2 separate regions of the Homo sapiens genome follow, and region 1 is linked to region 2. Evidence: read pairs that join two places in POLR2A ChIA-PET (ENCODE). Cell type or tissue: MCF 10A. All regions are shown on one strand. Links, peaks and the distances in the headings refer to the core of each region. The heading gives the core; the rest is flanking DNA. Region 1 holds the start of SPG11 (SPG11 vesicle trafficking associated, spatacsin). Region 2 has its middle 5.5 kb from the start of TRIM69.

The links. Peaks named below come from ENCODE experiments on the same cell type or tissue, not always from the same donor. Only the 100,000 strongest peaks of a DNase experiment are listed, where the experiment ranks them.
Region 1: POLR2A ChIA-PET joins it to region 2 with 82 read pairs; 34 of 35 experiments call an interaction of 5 or more read pairs at or near these places.

What each region holds. Positions count from the first base shown.
Region 1 is chr15:44,662,370-44,665,214 of GRCh38, forward strand. It overlaps SPG11 (SPG11 vesicle trafficking associated, spatacsin), which reads right to left and starts at 1,293. Exons shown (of 40, transcript NM_025137.4): 1 at 1,022-1,293. The coding sequence starts at 1,278. RefSeq lists enhancers at 388-527, 637-1,593, 1,068-1,547, 1,588-1,757. In MCF 10A, for the core only: a CTCF peak has its summit at 1,429 (motif pointing right); DNase peaks (open chromatin) are centred at 832 and 1,412.
Region 2 is chr15:44,729,644-44,732,504 of GRCh38, forward strand. It overlaps the pseudogene RNF4BP. Among named protein-coding and RNA genes, the nearest start is that of TRIM69, 5.5 kb to the right of the region's middle. RefSeq lists an enhancer at 1-239. In MCF 10A, for the core only: no CTCF peak of the experiment used is centred there; no DNase peak of the experiment used is centred there.

The DNA.
Region 1 (2,845 bases), core at 1-2,500, 68 kb before region 2:
AATAATTATTAAAAGAACAGGTCAGGCTCAGTGGCTCACACCTGTAATCCCAACACTTTGGCAGGGAGAGGCGGGATCACTTGAGCCCAGGAGCTTGAGACTAGCCTAGGCAACACAGTGAGACCTCATCTCTACAAAAACTAGAAAAATTAGCCAGGCCTGGTGGTGCACGCCTGTAGTCGTAGCTGCTGGGGAGGCTGAGCCCGGGAGGTCAAGGCTGGCTGCCGTGAACCGTGACTGAGCCACTACACTCCAGCCTGGGCGACAGCGACCTTATCTTTAAAAAAAAAAAAAAAAAAAAAAAAGCAGCAGCCCACTCAAAACACTAAGAGGGCGTTCCCAAACTTTATGATGTAAACTCTTAAGTACTGAACCAAGAGTTACGGAAGTACAAAGTAATGCATTATTGTAATCATGTTTGTCTTCCCCAAACATGCGCGCCTCGCAAGAAAGAAGTGTCTTACTCAACTTTTTAGGCACTGCTCCTATGTAACAGCAAGCACACAATATTTGCTGAATAAATGAAGGGACAAACTGGACTCTGTCCTTGAAGAAGAGGACTACATGTGAAAGAAAACGCTATTCACTTCAAGGACATGAAAAAAGTATCAGGATGATTCAAATTAGAGATGATCCTCAGCTGGCATCTTTAACTGAAAGAAATGGGCATGGGACTCGACCCTGTGACAGTTAATCAACCTGTGTTGAATAATGAAAGAATCAGCGCCTCAGCTGAGACCCGTTCCGGGTTCGCCGCAGGTGGCAATGGAGCTGGGTGCCGTCTCCGCCCACCCGGAACAGGAGAGCTGGGCTGCCAGAATGCAACGAGGCGAGCGTTTCAGGTCGGGGGAAAGGTTCTGTGAGGAAACCACGCTCGCCTCTGGGGCGTTTCCTGCAGCTGGCACCCTTCTCCCGCCACCTCTATGGCTGCAGGGAGGCCTCGGCGTGAGCCCTTGGGGCTCAGTCAGCCGAGCCTAGGCTCTGGACTCCCCCAACGGCCCAACTCTCCCTCAGCACTTACTGCCAGAAGGGGCCCTCCAGGCAGCAGCGACCCCCGCCCCGGCTGCCAGGCGTCAAAGAAAGCACTTGGAGGCTGCCCGCAGCCGTCAGGCTCCCCAGAGCCTCCGGCTGTGTGCGCAGCTGCGCCCGGGAGCCGAGCTGCCCCATCGCCTCGGCGGGGACTGGCACCAACAGCATCGGTAGAACCCGCCCCATGGCCGCGGTGCCCCAGCTACCGCCGGCGGAAGCAGCACTCGCGACCCCTTCCTCTGCAGCCATCTTGGCCCGGCGGTTACTTCCGGTCACTTTCGCCGGAACCTGACTGCGTCGTGGGCATGCGCGGTGTACGTAGCGGCTCCCGCTCGGCCTCGTGACTCCCGCGGAGACCTCTCGGCTGTCTCCGGTCGATTCCATTCGTTTCCTGTGGGGGGCAGTACCAGCCTCTCTAGCAAAGCCACATCTGCCCTGACGCCAGTCCCACTCTGCTTAACTGCTCTGGCATGCTTGAAGGCCTAGCTTAGCGTAGCAGGCCGTTGCAGCCGTTCTCGCTCTGTGGCATTGCTCTTTGCCTTCTTGGTCCAGCTGCCTCCAGCTCCCTTGGAACCCAGTTCCTGCCTCTTTTCTTCGCTTTTCTTATTGTGCTGTTCGCTTACAGGCTCTGGGGTGGTGCCATTTCCTTGGTAGCATGGACCGTCTTACAGTGTGGATCCATAGTAAGGGTGTTGACCCGAAATTTGAAGTCAAATAATATCCATTGTAACAGTCAGAGAGACGGGGTAAGTAAGGGGTGGAGATGGTAGAGAGCTCCTGTCTGTTTTCTCAGGGAAGTATGATCCAAGATCAAGAGAAGGAGAGGAGCAAAGAGTTTGAGGTGAGAAGAGGGGTTGAATAGGTATTTTGGTAAAGTCTCCTAAAAGACAACTGTACCTTCTTAACACATCTTCCACATTCAGAACATTTCAGCATAAATGTAACCTCTATTGACAGGCCTCCCCAAGCCATTCAACCTAAGGTCCCTTCTACTGCAGTCTCTCACCTAGTTTTGTTTTTAATCATAGTATTTATCACTACTTGATATTTTCTGCCAGTTCCTGTCCAATAAGAATGTAAACTTCAAAAGAGCAAGGACTTTGTTGCTCACCACTGTCCTGGCTAGTACCTAAAACAGTGCATGTTTCATGAAAGGTACTCCCGCATTTGTTGATCAATGCATGACCTTATTTGTCAAAATAAAAGCAAACTTTTTTTTTCTTTTGAGATGGAGTCTCGCTTTGTCACTCAGGCTGGAGTGCAGTGGCGGGATCTCGGCTCACTGCAACCTCCGCCTCCTGGGCTCAAGCAATTCTGCCTCAGCCTTCCCAGTAGCTGGGATTACAGGCGCACGCCACACCCAGCTAAATTTTTGTATTTTAGTAGAGACGGGGTTTCACCATGTTGGCCAGGCTGGTTTCGAATTCCTGACCTCCGGTGATTTACCTGTCCCAGCCTGGAAGTGCTAAGATTACAGACGTGAGCCACCGTGCCCAGCTGAAACCAAACGTTTTCTATCACAAGGGAGATATATTCAACCTTCTAAGCTTAGCTGGGGCTGTGTTCTTTCTGTAAAAAATGGCAACGTTAAAGCAATTTCTAAGGTTACACTTGTGTTAGCTACAACAAAGCCTTGTCCCTTATAATCAGGACAGTCTTCTCATGCCTGTAAATCCCAGCACTTTGGGAGGCCAAGTTGGGAGGATCACTGGAGCCCACCCTTGCCAACATAGGGAGACCCTTGTCTCTACAAAAAAAATCAAAAAAAATTTTTTTTGAGAGTTTTGCTCTTGTTGTCCAGGCTGGAGTGCAATGG
Region 2 (2,861 bases), core at 362-2,861:
TAGGTTCTACGGTTTGCCGATCTAAATCCAGTTCGTGTCCTATTGTATTGTGTAACATTTTTGGCAGCTTACATCTTTGTTTATTGAGATATAGTTCACAAACCATACAATTAACATATTTAAGTGTACATTTCAGTGGGTTTTAGTATATTCACAGGGTTGTGTAACCACCTCAATTTTAGGACATTTTCGTCACTCCCAAAAGAAATTTTGTACCAGTTCGGTGTCACTCCCATTTCTCCCAAACCCCTAGTCCTAGGAAACCACCAATCTTTCTGTCTCTATGGGTTTGCCTATTAGTATTTCATAGAAACAGAAACATATAATATGTGGTCTTTTGTAACTGGCTTCTGTTTTCAAAGGTCGTCATATTGTAGCAAGGATCAGTTCTTCATTCCTATTTATTGATGAATATTACTCTACTGTATAGATATACTAAGTTTTGTTTATCCATCTATAGTTAATGGGCATTTGGATTGTTTCCACTCTTCGGCTACTGAGAATAAAATGTGGTTATCAATATTCATGTATAAATTTTTGGTGTGGACATAGATTTTCAATTCTCTTGAGTATATATGCAGGAGTGGAATTGCTGGGTGATATGGTAACTCTATGTTTAATCTTTTAAGGAACTACTAGGCTGTTCTCCAAAGCTGAATGTACCATTGTGTATGAGAGTTCCAATTTTTCTACATCCTCACCAATACTTTTAATCTTTTTTTATTATAACCATTCTAGTGGATACGAAATGGTATCTCTTTATGGTTTTGATTTGTATTTCCCTAATGACTATGCATTATTTTAAAATTATAAGCTAATTAATTTTTACAAAGATTTACATGCTGTGATTTTGACAACTTAACTTCTAGGTCACATGCTCAAAAGTCACAGAGCCTAGACCCAAACCAAGCCTTTCTATGGCTAATGCTCGAACTCCATCCTCTCTTTCCTAGAAGGCAATCTGGGATAAATTTTTCAGAACTCCATTTGTTGCCTCTGTTAGAAAGAAAACACTGGGCAAGATGAACCTGCAAGTAGAGTAAATGGTTTATTTCTTATTTGCTTTTAGGAGTATGTAAGGAGATTTTTTGGTCTCCCGTTTTTACTTTATAAAAAATGAGTGAGTGGGCCAAGCGCTGTGGCTCATGCCTGTGATCCCAGCACTTTGGGAGACCGAGGCAGGCAGATCACCTGAGGTCAGGAGTTTGATATCAGCCTGACCAACATGGCAAAACCCCATCTCTGCTAAAAATACAAAAATTAGCCGGGTGTAGTGCCATGCACCTGTAATTCCAGCTATATGGGAGGCTGAGGCATGAACATTGCTTGAACCCCGGGGAGACGGAGGTTGCAGTGAGCCAAGATTGCACCACTGCACTCCAGCCTGGGTGACAGAGTGAGGCTCTTTCTCAAAAAAAAAAAAAAGGAAAGAGAAAGCTCTTAATTGAAGTAGTAACCCTTTCTTGGGTGTTCAATGATATTGTGCTTCTCTTCATGTAAGTGCCCCTTAGATTCCTCCTCCTCACTACCATCAGGTCATAGAATAGGGAGGGGCACTCAGTTTCAACAGCAGTGGCCTCCAAATTTTGTTCAAATGCATAACTATAAAAAGTTTTTTGTATACATTCTCTATATATAGCTATACATTTTATACATACACTACTATCAGTCTTGATTTAGACATTACTAAAGCTTAATTTTTCTCTCATTTTTTTTCAGTTAAAAATTCAGATTGAACTATCTTACAAATGGCTCCCAGAAGATCCACTCCCTGTGGGAACACAGCAGTTGTGGAAGTGAAGACAGGACTGGACCCAGAATAAGGGTTCAAATATGTGGGGAAATCTGACCTCTAAATTCTTATAAGTCAGAGAGTGACTGAACAACAGCAGTGAGACATCGAAGAGTTTTAATATCTGCTGTAAACCTTGGCACAGATCATTTACTTCTCTAAGACTGAATCCAAAAAGCACAATGGAATACTATAATAAGCTGAGACAGCATGGTGAATTCCAGACAAGCCTGAGCATTCCCTATAGCCAGAGAAGGAGGCCCAACACCTAACATAGCCTTGGATGCAGAACTGATAGAACTTGGGGAAAGTGATGAAGTAGTTGACCTCACCTGTGAATCTCTAGCACCTGTAGTGATTGACCTAACTCACCGTGACTCTGTAGTGATTATTGAACAAAGGAGGAGGCCAAGAGCAAACACAAGGCCACTCCAAGACCACACTGGCAGTTGTGTGGTGAACAATGATGAGGAGGGAGTGAAAAGGGACAGAGATGTATGTATAACCAACAGTGCCCACCATAATTCCCTGCAAAAAAATTTTTTTTGTCATATACTACCTGGTTATATTCAGTGTCAAGTTTGCATGGATGGATGCTCAGAGATTGAACTTAGTATACAACACATCTACTCTATAGAATGTGGCCACATCTGTAGTCAGTGCTTCTGCACTTCCTTTACACATACTAACACTGCCCAGTTTGTTTGAAAAAAATCAGCCTCCATCAGTATCACTGCAGTTATATATGATGTATGCCTTATTGCTCAAGACAGATCCTGTGGCTGGATTTTTCCATGTCTTTGTGCAGGAACTATGGGTTGTTGGCATCCAATGCTCTGAGCTTAAAAATACTGATTTTTAAAATTGCTATCTGCAGTATATAAGAAACTCTTTGATTTCTCATATGCTCTGAGACTGCTTTTTGTTTCCTTTGGTTTTATGCTTCAGCTCTGGACTTCAGTTGCCAGAGTGTGCCAGATACTGGGGTCGTCCTTAAAGCAACTTTCCCTTTCTTATAGTCATCAATTTTTAGTTGGCCACATGTGGACATTCTGGACCACATAAATAA